4 separate regions of the Homo sapiens genome follow, and all the other regions are linked to region 1. Evidence: chromatin contacts called from ENCODE Hi-C or POLR2A ChIA-PET data. All regions are on one chromosome and are shown on one strand. Each heading gives the region's core, a stretch centred on a gene start or an enhancer-like site at or near the end of the contact. The rest is flanking DNA. Distances are from core to core; before and after follow the strand shown. Region 1 has its middle 11 kb from the start of MIR4322. Region 2 holds the start of FBXL12 (F-box and leucine rich repeat protein 12). Region 3 holds the start of PIN1 (peptidylprolyl cis/trans isomerase, NIMA-interacting 1). Region 4 holds the start of DNM2 (dynamin 2).

Region 1 (2,700 bases), core at 73-2,572:
GGGGTGGGAACATGCCAAGTAGTGTTTAAGATGTTAGAGATAGCCAGGCATGGTGGCTCATGCCTGTAATCCCAGCACTTTGGGAGGCTGAGGTGGGAGGAGCACTGAGCCCAGGAGTTTGAGAGCAGCCTGGGCAACATGGTGAAACCCTGTCTCTACAAACAATACAAAAAAGCAGGCCAGTGTGTTGGCACATACCTGTAGTTCCACCTACTTGGGAGATTGAGGTGGGAGGATGGCTTGAGCCCAGGAGGTCAAGGCTGCGGTGAGCTGTGATTACGTCACTGCACTCCAGCCTGGGTGACAGAGTCAGACCCTGTATCAAAAAAAAAAAAAAAGTTAGAGAGCCATAAATAGCCAGGCAAGTTGGCTCACACCTGTAATCTCAGCACTTTGGGAGGTTGAGGCAGGCAGATCTCTTAAGCCTAGGAGTTCAAGACCAGCCTGGGCAACATGGAAGAATCATGTCTCTACAAAAAAAGAAAATTAGCAGGCTTATAATCCCAGTTACTAGGAAGCCTGAGGTGGAAGTATCACCTGAGCCCATGAGCCCAGGAGGTTGAGGCTGTAGTGAGCTGTGATTGCACCACTGCACTTGAGCCTGGGTAACAGAGTAAGACCTTGTCTCAAAAAAAAACAAAAAAACAACACTGGAGATACATTAGTAAATAAGGCAGGTGCAGTCCTATATTCACAGTGCTTGTATTTTAATGGGGGTAGAGACAGATAAATTGATACATATTAGGTTGGTGCTAAAATCATTGCGGTTTTTGCCATTAAAAGTCATTGTAGGCTGGGCACGGTAGCTCACGCCTGTAATCCCAGCACTTTGGGGGGCCGAGGTGGGTGGATCACAAGGTCAGGAGATTGAGACCATCCTGGCTAACACGGTGAAACCCTGTCTCTACTAAAAAAAAAAAATACAAAAAATTAGCCTGGTATGGTGGCGGGCACTAGTAGTCCCAGCTACTCAGGAGGCTGAGGCAGGAGAATGGCGTGAACCCAGGAGGCGGAGTTTGCAGTGAGCCGAGATCGGGCCATACACTCTAGCCTGGGTGACAGAGCGAGACTCCATCTCAAAAAAAAAAAAAAGTCATTGCGGTTTTTGCCATTAAAAGAAATAGCAAAAGTCATTGCAATTTTTGCTATTAAAGGTAATGGCAAAAACCGCAATGACTTTTGCACCAACTTAATAATATATACTGCCAGGTAATAAGCAAGTGACTCCTTTCTGAGGAGGTGGCATTTGAGCAGAGTCCTGAAGGGGGAGATAGAGAACCCTGTGGGTACTTGGGGAAAATCTATTGACTCCAGCCTGGCCTGTGCCTTTTTCCCCCACCCCACCCCCCATCCCATCTAGGGTTCAGGTTTCCAAACAGAGGTTGTTGTCTCAACTGCTAGAGAAGGGGAATTCCGATGGGGGTTGCAGGCCCTCAGCCTCTGCGGTCTGCCTTCTCTCCCACTGGCTGTCCTAGTCTTTGAGCTGGTGTTGCTGTGTGGGGCTCCAGCTTGGGTGCCTAGGGTCCCCCATCAAAGGGTTCATGCCTGAAATCCCAGCACTTTGGGAGGCCAAGGTGGAGGCAGGAGGATCGCTTGAGCCCAGGAGTTCGAGACCAGCCTGGGCAACATAGGGAGACCCCCCATCTCTACAAAAAAAAAAAAAAAAAAAATTAGCCAGGCATGGTGGTGCATGTCTGTGGTCCCAGCTACTTGGGAGGCTGAAGTGAACCATGATGGCACCAACTGCACTACAGCCTAGGCAACAGAGCAAGACCCTGTCTTAAAAAACAAACAAACAAAAAAACTCTAGACTTTTCTTCAAAGGAGCCACTGAGCCGGCTGCCTGCAGACAAAAGAGAAGAGTATCACCAGGGAACCCACCGAGGGACCCACCCGAGGCTGCATCCTATCTTGGCTTCTCCTGGTTCTTGATGAACTTCGTGGCTCCTCCTTCCATGGCAAAGAGGGAGCTAAGTGGCCTCTCTCTGTCTTTTTTTTTGCTCTGCTCTGTCGCGCAGGCTGGAGTGCAGTGCCGTGATCTTGGCTCACTGCATTCTCCACCTCCCGGATTCAAGCAATTCTCTTGCCTCAGCTTCCTGAGTAGCTGGGACTACAGGCACCCGCCACCACACCCAGCTAATTTTTGTATTTTTTGCAGAGACGGGGTTTCCCTATGTTGGCAGGCTGGTCTCGAACTCCTGATCTCAAGTGACCCACCCACCTCAGCCTCCCAAAGTGCTGGAATTATAGGAGTGAGCCACTGCACTCAGCTGAGTGGCCTTTCTCTAGCCCAGTGGTGGATCCAGTATGGTCTGGAGTCAGCCTGCTTGGGTTCAAATCCAGACAGGCGCTACCCCGACTAGCGCTGTGTGACTCTGAGCAGTTTGCTTGATCTCTCTGAACTCACACCTCCATAAGAGTTTATAGTAACTTCCACCTCCTGAGCAGTCAAGTCTTTATGCCTGGAAAGTGCTCGGTGAAGATCAGCCATTACTTTTGGGAACACCGTGTCTAAGGGTGGGTATCTGGGTTCTTTGTAGCCCCCTCAAACCATCTCTCCAGCTCCCCGGGAGGCACATACAATTGGGAGGATGTAGGAGCCTCCCACCACCTGCCAGGCTGTCTCCTTCAGAGAAAGCAGGGAGATCCCAGACCGAGTTAATCCCTGGGAGGTGCAGGTGAGTTGCCCCTGGGAAAGAT
Region 2 (2,825 bases), core at 322-2,821, 400 kb before region 1:
AACCAACAACTAAGTTTCAACAACTGAGAAAAAGTTTCATATTATCAGGCCAGACACTGTGGCTCACACCTGTAATCCCAGCACTTTGGGAGACTGAGGTTGGGGGACAGCTTCAGTCCAGGAGTTCGAGACCATCCTGGGCAACATAGCAAGACTCTGTCCTTAAAAAAAGAACTTCAAAAGCAACTGTATTAAAGGGAGTTACAGATGGATATATACAGTAAAATTGTTTAAAAGTAGAACACTATCTAAATAGTAGAACAGCATTACCCGAAGTTCAGAAATACATTACTAACACTATAATTGTTTTTGGACACACACATATGAAGTAACGTAAAAGGAAGGGTGCAAATTCACTTTATAATAGCAATTATCTATGAAGACAGTTTCAAAAAGGGCAACAAATATATCTATAAATGTTTTGAGCCAGTTGCTGTGGCTCATGCCTGTAATCTGAACACTTTGGGAGGCTAAGTCGGGAGAATCACTTGAGCCCAGGAGTTCGAGACCAGCCTGGGCAGCATAGTGAGACTCCGTCTCTACAAAAAATAAAAAATTAGCAGGTGTAGTGGCGAGCGCCCGTGGTTCCAGCTACTCAGGAGGCTGATGCGAGAGGATCGCTTGAGCTTGGGAGGTCGAGGCTGCAATCGCACCACTGCACTCCAGCCTGAGCAGCAGAGCGAGACTCTGTCTCAAAAACAAAACAAAAACTTGATAACATAGTCATAAATTAGCATTTATCGAATGATAAATATGTGCCAGACTGTTCTAAGCCCTTTCCCTGCGTGATCTCAGTGAAGTCCCATAATAGCCCCGTGAGGCAGGTACTGTCCTTTATCCCCATTGCAGGGATGAGGAAATTGAGGCCCTGAGGTCGAAGAGGAGCTGGTAAGCGATGATGCCGAGATAGGCCCCGGATCGCCTGGCTCTAAATCCCCAGCCCGGGCCCCGACACACAGTCCCAGGGTGGGAGAGGTGGTCTTCGGGGTCCGGGCACCGCGACCGCGGCCCAGGCCCGCCCGGCCAGCTGCGCGTACCGTGTAGAGCGTCAGGTCGACATGTCGCCACAGCCACCGGTCGTCCACCAGCCTCTTCCAGCGGTGACAGACCCTGGGGGAGGGGACGCGCGGTTAGAACGACCCCAGCCCCGGGCCACATCGCATCTCCAGGTGCCAGCTGCGCCCTCCGCCCTGCCCTTCCCCCCGGAGGCGGGGCCGCACCTGGAGATGCGGATCCGGTCCCGTACCGGGAGGTAAGAGAAGATCTCGAGCAGGACCGAGTCCGGCAGTTCGACCAAAGTCGCCATGATCCCGCCGACACGCACTTCCGCTTCCGGTTAAAGAGACCCGAGGGGTCCTGGGGGCGCCGAGGCGGCTGACAGGGCGGCGGCCGCGACCTTCCCGTAGCCGGTCGAGAAATTTGACCTTCCTCTCGCTGGGAAGTGATTCGGTCCCAGGGCCGGACCAGCCGCGGATGGGGACCAGAAACCAGCCTGGAAAGCGTGGCTGAGGCAGTGAGAGGCTTGCGGGAGGTGGCTGAGGCGTGATTTGGCCGCGACTGGGAACTAAGACCAAGTCCAGAAGGCGGGGCTGGAGTGAGGCGAAGCTCGGAGGCGGGGCTAGAGACGAGGACCAAGTCCGGAAGGCGTGGCCGGGGTGGGGTGAGGATCGGAGGCGGGGCTAGAGACCAGGACCAAGTCCGGAAGGCGTGGCTGGGGTGGGGCGAGGATCGGAGGCGGGGCTAGAGACGGGGACCAAGTCCGGAAGGCGTGGCTGGGGAGGGGCGAGACCCGGGGACGGGGCTAGAGGCGAGGCCCAAGCCCGGAAGGCGTCGCTGGAGTTGGGCGAGGCTCAGGGGCGGAGCCAGAGAACGGAACCAAGTCCAGAAGGCGGGGCTGGGGCGCGGCTAGGGGGCGGGGCTAGAGACGAGGACCAAGTCCAGAAGGCGTGGCTGGGGTGGGGCGAGGATCAAGCCCGGAAGGCGCGGCTGGAGCGGGGCGAGGCCTAGGTGGGGCTGCAGACGAGAACCACGCCTTGGAGGCGTGGCTAGGGCGGGTAGAGGCTCGGACAACCGCTGGAAGGCGGGGCTGGGGCGGGGCGAGACCTTGGGGGCGGGGTTGACGACGAGGACCTAGCCGAGAGGTCGTGGTCTGGACGGAAACCAGGCTGCAGCAGGACCAGGCGCCAAGGGCGTGGCTGGGGAGCGATGGAGACGCTCGGAAGGTGGGGAGCGGGGGACGGAGACAGGGAGAAGACTACGCCATGAAGGCGTGGTTGAGGCGGGGCGAGGCCTGTGGGTCTGGCCCCGAGCGAATGGCTTGGTAGAGAGTCAGAGAACTCTATTTTTTTACTTAATGATGCTTCTTGATGTCTATGCACAAGGATAAATTTGTATTACTGGAATATCGTGGCCAAAGGACCTGTTGAATTTTTCACTTTCATTGATACTACAGATATTTTCTGAATTGGCAAGTCCACCAAGAAACTATAAAAATGTGTGTGTGCAATGGCTGCACACAGCAGCTTCCTTGGTAGTGTACGCAGCCTGTTGGTTGTATGGGTTGCTCTAAGGGACCTTGGAGACAGGCCTTTCCGATGGATGTTCATGTTTCTAACCTTGCACTACCACAATGTAGGCTCCAAACAGGCATGTGAGGTGCCTTTGGAAAGCCCCAGGGCACTGTGGCCAGGGTTGACATTGGCCAAGTTATCATGTCCATCCGCACCAAGCTGCAGAACAAGGAGCATGCGATTGAGGCCTTGCGCAGGGCCAAGTTCAAGTTTCCTGGCCGCCAGAAGATCTACATCTCAAAGAAGTGGGGCTTC
Region 3 (2,700 bases), core at 110-2,609, 380 kb before region 1:
TAGTAAAGACAGGGTTTCACCATGTTGGCCAGGCTGGTCTCGAACTCCTGACTTCAGGTTATCCACCCACCTCGGCCTTCCAAAGTGCTGGGATTACAGGTGTGAGCCACCGAGCCTGGCTTGAGTGCTTTATGTGGATTAATTTATTTAATGTTCACATCAAACAGAAGGATGTAATTGCTTATCCCCGCTTTGCAGATTGGGAAACCGAAGTACAGAGTAACGTTAAGTAATCAGTTCAAGGTCGCATAGCAAGTGTCAGTCCCAGGCTTTAAACCCAAGTCTGGCTCCAGACTTCTCTTAGCCTTCTACTGCATCCTGCGTCTAATTTGTTGTGGGCAGGTTTCCCTATGAGTTCACTTCACTGAGCCTCATTCTTTTTAACGGTCACATAGGGTTCTATGCTAGGTGAACTGTAGTTGCACCCTTTGCTGTCAGTGTCTTCAACTCCCATATCTACCCACAGTTCCCCAACTCTGGGTCCCCAAATACCTCCCCTGTGTCCCACGGGCTCTGCAGACTCTATTTTAAGTTGGCTAAAACTGAGCCCATCTCCTCCCACCTGCACCTCCTCCGTGTTCTTATATGAATGTCAATGTCGGCACCCACTGGTCACCCAGGATGGAGGAAGGAGCCAGACTGCGAGGGAATAAAGGAAGTAAGCAGGTTCCAAAGGACGTGGAAGGCCTTTGGGTCCAGAGCCTAGGGAAAAGTTGAGCCCTGCAAAAAATAAAAGAGGCTGGGTTAGCTTTGGACATCTGTGGGAAACAGGTGGGAAGAGGGAGGATGGAGGAGCCAAATTTAAGCATCGGGTACTTAGGTGCTCATCTCCAAGGCAACTGCATTGCTATGGCAACAGCAGAGGCAGCACCGCCCCGCCCAAGTACCTCCTGGACCGCCGTTACCTCTGCACCAGCCAGACTCTTCCGCATGGGAGGGCTGGGGGCTTGCGGACCTCCGGGAACAGCTCAGGCAGGCGGGAGTTGCTGCGGCATTAGCCAATCCATAAGCTCTATCCCGCCTGGGTGGGCTCTGCGGCGACGCGCGCCAAGAAGGGGTCGGGAGTTTTTTGGCGCTCGCTAAAGGGCGTTGAGAAGGGCGGGCCCGCGTCGCTTCGGACCACTCAGGAGCCGAGGAGAGCGAGTGGGCGGGGCCAGGCTGAGGCTGGCCGGGGGCGGGGCGCAGGGATAACGTGGGAGGGTCCGCCCAGCCTTTCTTCTACCCAATAGAAGGCCAGAAAGCCAATCCGGACCGTTAGGGAGCCCAATGGGCGTCGCCGCCAGGCCCCGTTGCAGAGCGCGTCTAGCCAATAGGCAGCGGCGGCGGGCGGGCGCGGGCGACAGGCGGCGCAGCTGAGGCGGAGCAGGCGCTGCGGCAGGAGGGAAGATGGCGGACGAGGAGAAGCTGCCGCCCGGCTGGGAGAAGCGCATGAGCCGCAGCTCAGGTGCCGCGGGGGTCGGGGCTGGGGCGGGACTGCGCGGGCCCGCGTAAGCAGGGCTCGAGCTCGCCCCTTGGGCGCGGCGGCAGCGCTGCCTCCCTCCCATGGGGTCCTGGCTCTTCCGCGTCGTCCCCGGGGTAACGGCCCCGGCCCGCCCTGTTGTGGGGACTGCGAGCCTCAGGAGCCGCCGGGAAGCCTGAGGAAGCTGAGGCAGGGGGCTGGGCGGGTGAGGGTCCGGGGAGTCCGGGGCGATGGCCCTGGCCCTGCCGGCCCGGCTGATACCTCTCGGCCTAATGCACCTGACACCCCGGGGGACGTCTCTGCACCTTGCTGGGCCCGGGGGCACCCCTGGGAGGGAGACACCCCAGTACCCTGCAAAGGGCGTAGGGTGTTGCCCGGCCTCGGGTCCACAACCTACCCCTGCTAACACCCCTACTGTGTACACCTAATGCTGAGTCTGCGACATCGCCCGTGACATTCTGCCAGACGATGGCCCCTGTGCTTAGGCCCGATTTAAGGGTTAGCCACAATGATAATATTGCCAGTAACAGGGCATGTTTTTCTCTGTGTCAAGCGCTTTAAGTTCTCTCTGAATTGCCGCAACTCTGGGAGCCAGGTAGTTATTACTTCCACCTTACCAGCAAGGAAACTGAGGTCAGAAAACTGAAGGAACTCGTCCAAGATCATTCATTTCAGGGGCCGGGGGTTGGATTAGGACCTAGGCAGTTTGCCTACAAATCCCCCTCCCCGTGTCACTGCAAACTCCTGAGGAGCAGGCCCAGCATCTGTGGGCAGGTCCCGAGTCACTCTGCTGCCTCTAGAGCCCATAGCAATCGCATTTGCAATAATAATTCTCCTTGGTTGAGTGCCAGGTTCTGGTGAACTGTTTGGATACATGGACTCTCCTCATTAACCCCATGAGGTTTGATCTCCTTATTCTCTATTCCCCATTTTTCAGATGAGAAAACTGAGGTGCAGGGAGATTAGAGCCCATTGCCAAGGTTTTAGAGTGAGTCAGTAGCTCAGCTGCATTTGCACCTGGAACCCGCGCTCTCGCCCACCCTGCTCTAGCCCTGGCCTGTGGCTGGGACCTCCAGCATAAACCGGATGCTCTGCCCAGCTCTGGGCCCATTTCTGCTGTTTCTGCTCAGTTCAACCCTGATGGCTTCCTTTATGGGTGACACTCCATGTCACCCAGGCGAACTGTCAGCCTTTGGAGTGGCACCCAGTAGGGTCTTTACTTCCAGTTTCTTGTTCACAGT
Region 4 (2,744 bases), core at 10-2,509, 500 kb after region 1:
TGTTGAATTGAGCTATGAGTGCACTACTGCACCCCAGCCTGGGCAACAGAGTAAGGACCCAGTTTCTAAGAAAAGAAGATTCATTAGCTAGACGCGGTGGCTCACACCTGTAATTCCAACACTTTGGGAGGCCAAGACGGGCGGATCACTTGAGGCCAGGCGTTCGAGACCAGCCTGGCCAATATGGTGAAACCCCGTCTACTAAAAATACAAAATTAGCTGGGCGTGGTGGCTCACACTTGTAATCCCAGCTATTCGGGAGGCTGAGGCAGGAGAATTGGTTGAACCGGGGAGGCGGAGGTTGCAGTGAGCCAAGATCGCGCTACTGCACTCCAGCCTGGGTGACAGAGTGAGTACCCCGCCTCAAAAAAAAGAAAAGAAAAAAGATTCATGATCTGCTAAAGTTGAAGAAGTGGGGGAAAACATTGGAGTGTTAGCGGCGTCAAGATCGGGCGTGAGCAGAAAGGGCACAGCATTTGCAAAGGCGTGGAGGAGTGATTTTATTGCGTTCTATCCCTAGGAAGCAATGACTTGGCCTCTACCATTTGCAGAGCGCATTGGGACCCTGCTCCCAGAGCTGGTTTGCAGTCTGGGAACTGAGATGCGCTCTGGGACTTGTAGTTTTCCCCAGTGCCAGGAAACTCAAAAATCGAGACATCGGATCCCACCACGAGGTGTCGCCCTTGAGCGAGTACGGTGGGATCTATCCTATACTTCAGAAGGCTGTTGCAGACATCCAACAATCACAAGGAAGAACGGGAGTTTTTCTGATTGACAGATATGGTTCTCAATGATAGTCAAGATTCGGATGTTAAAGCCCGCCCTCTTTTGCCTGGTTGGCTGGAGCAACGAAGTGATATTTATATGAACCAATGGGAAATTCTTAGGGAACGAGGTAGTAGCTCAATCCCCAACACCATTGGTCCACATTGTCTACTGGCACGTCTGCCTGCCAATAAGATGGTGGAACTTCGCCAATGGGCAGAGCCAACGTGCCTTTTTCGGAAACACCCCCTTCCTCTCTTGACAACTTGCTTTCTGCCGCTATTGGCTGTTGCACAACAGTGACGGTTCTTTTGTCCAATAAGTCAGCAAGACGGTCCCCAGGGGGAAGGTTTACTCAACCATAGGCCCGTGCCTAGTTTTTATTGGCTAGTGTATCCGAGTGGCGGTGCAGCAGGCCAGTCGCGTGCGGCGCGAGTGCTTTGGGCGCAGCCCCCGGGGCCGGGGCGGGAGGTCGCTCGGGTCGGGTGTCGCCTGAGAACCGGATGAGGCGGCGACCGTGAGGCCGAGCCGGGAGCGGGCGTCTTGCCGAGGCCCGGGCGGGCGGGGAGCAACGGCTACAGACGCCGCGGGGCCAGGTCGTTGAGGGTCGGCGGCGGGCGAGGAGCGCAGGGCGCTCGGGCCGGGGGCCGCCGGCGCCATGGGCAACCGCGGGATGGAAGAGCTGATCCCGCTGGTCAACAAACTGCAGGACGCCTTCAGCTCCATCGGCCAGAGCTGCCACCTGGACCTGCCGCAGATCGCTGTAGTGGGCGGCCAGAGCGCCGGCAAGAGCTCGGTGCTGGAGAACTTCGTGGGCCGGTGAGCGGGCGCGGCAGGGATCGCGGGCGGGTGGCGGCCTAGGGCGCGGAGGGCGGACCGGGAATGGCGCGCCGTGCGCCGCCGGCGTAACTGCGGCGCTTGCGTGCCCGCGGCGGGGAACCGGACGGGGTCGGGGAGGCGGGCCCTGTGGGACGCCCTGGGCAGAGGACTCCCTGCAGGGGCTCCGGAGCAGGCCCGGGCCCCAGGGGCGGTGTCACGGGCCAGGGCGCCGTAGGACAGGAGGTGCGCTGGAACCCTGCGGTCCATCTGGTCCCAGCTTTCGTGGGTGAAGTCTGCCATCTGGTTGGCCGTGGGTCTGGGGTAGATCCCTCTTCTGCTCTTTCGGGCTGTCCATCAGAGGTGAAACCGGCCATCTAGATATCTATTGGGGCGACCGCTGCGGTCTGGCTGGCTTGTTCTTGTATCTGGAGCTGCCCCCGCCGTCTGGTTGGCTGTCTCTCTGTCCTGGGCAAGCCTCCCTGCCACCACCATTTGGTTGTCCATCTGTCCAGTCCCACCTGGCAGCCCCCTGCTGTCTGGCTAGCTGTCCAGGGTGACCTCTGCTGTCTGGCCGCCCATCCGTGCCCCTCACAGACTTTAACACTGAGCAGTCCCTCTGTTGGGTGACACCAGCTGGCCTCTACTGTCTGACTGGCTAGCTGACTCCTAGGGGACCCTGTTTGATTCTCTCTGGCTGACTCTTACAGCTTGATTCCTGGCTAGCGCTGGCTCCTCTCTTCCGTGTGAATTCTTCTGTCTGTCTGGCCATCTCCTAGTCTGCCCATGACTACCCCTGAGTGTCTGGCACAACGGCTCTGGAAAGGGGTGGTAGGAGGGTAGAGGGGAGAACAGAGCTGAAGGAGGAGGTTTGGACCCTACTTCCCCTCTCAGCTGGAAGGAGGACTCTGGGGGTACCTTACTTCAGGATTCCTTTCCGAGTGCTAGAACACAGGGGCCCGCCTCCCAGCTACAGCCTACAAATTGGGGGCCCTCCTTTGGAGCCTGGGAAGGGGCTTCTTGCGTGATCAGGCCTCAGTGGCTAGCGCTGGGATGTAGCCTTCTCTGGACAGCCTTGAGAAGCCGCGGTGTGCCCATCTGTCCAGTGGGCAAACTCCACTCTCTGGGGCTGTTTCCAGGATTCAGGAAGCAAATGAATGAGA

Evidence for each region. A loop is a pair of places that touch in the nucleus more often than their neighbours do. ChIA-PET counts read pairs that join two places held with the same protein, here RNA polymerase II (POLR2A). Pooled maps may share reads with other maps.
Region 2: a pooled map shows a loop between it and region 1 (3-fold over the local background). The contact joins the promoter of FBXL12 here to the enhancer-like site in region 1. A Hi-C loop is called at or near these places in 2 of 50 pooled maps. POLR2A ChIA-PET finds 5 or more read pairs at or near these places in 3 of 52 experiments (GM10248, OCI-LY7 and PC-9).
Region 3: a loop to region 1 is called in a pooled map, with 4 times the contacts of the local background. The contact joins the promoter of PIN1 here to the enhancer-like site in region 1. A Hi-C loop is called at or near these places in 2 of 50 pooled maps. POLR2A ChIA-PET finds 5 or more read pairs at or near these places in 2 of 52 experiments (GM10248 and OCI-LY7).
Region 4: a loop to region 1 is called in a pooled map, with 3 times the contacts of the local background. The contact joins the promoter of DNM2 here to the enhancer-like site in region 1. A Hi-C loop is called at or near these places in 1 of 50 pooled maps. POLR2A ChIA-PET finds 5 or more read pairs at or near these places in 4 of 52 experiments (B cell, GM12878, Panc1 and 1 more).

Annotation. Positions count from the first base shown.
Region 1 is chr19:10,218,554-10,221,253 of GRCh38, forward strand. No RefSeq gene overlaps it. Among named protein-coding and RNA genes, the nearest start is that of MIR4322, 11 kb to the right of the region's middle. RefSeq lists enhancers at 1,013-1,513, 1,154-1,203, 1,334-1,563, 1,514-2,014, 1,784-1,863. Within about 2 kb of position 1,323, at least 2 of the 41 ENCODE cell types and tissues checked have a DNase peak (open chromatin) inside an H3K27ac peak, as active enhancers do; they include GM12878 and OCI-LY7, where a contact is called at or near this core.
Region 2 is chr19:9,817,508-9,820,332 of GRCh38, forward strand. It overlaps FBXL12 (F-box and leucine rich repeat protein 12), which reads right to left and starts at 1,572. Exons shown (of 3, transcript NM_017703.3): 1 at 1,221-1,572; 2 at 1,038-1,110. The coding sequence starts at 1,306. LOC124900430 (small nucleolar RNA SNORA70) reads left to right here and starts at 2,447; the gene lies at 2,447-2,587. It also overlaps the pseudogene RPL10P15. RefSeq lists silencers at 1,064-1,223, 1,674-1,763, 1,984-2,133.
Region 3 is chr19:9,833,959-9,836,658 of GRCh38, forward strand. It overlaps PIN1 (peptidylprolyl cis/trans isomerase, NIMA-interacting 1), which reads left to right and starts at 1,360. Exons shown (of 4, transcript NM_006221.4): 1 at 1,360-1,444. The coding sequence starts at 1,387. It overlaps PIN1-DT (PIN1 divergent transcript), which reads right to left and starts at 1,057. Exons shown (of 2, transcript NR_183873.1): 1 at 906-1,057; 2 at 121-720. RefSeq lists silencers at 1,062-1,401, 1,432-1,651.
Region 4 is chr19:10,716,820-10,719,563 of GRCh38, forward strand. DNM2 (dynamin 2) reads left to right here and starts at 1,260. Exons shown (of 21, transcript NM_001005361.3): 1 at 1,260-1,584. The coding sequence starts at 1,424. MIR638 (microRNA 638) reads left to right here and starts at 1,585; the gene lies at 1,585-1,684. RefSeq lists enhancers at 339-528, 719-838, 2,279-2,418 and a silencer at 1,119-1,788.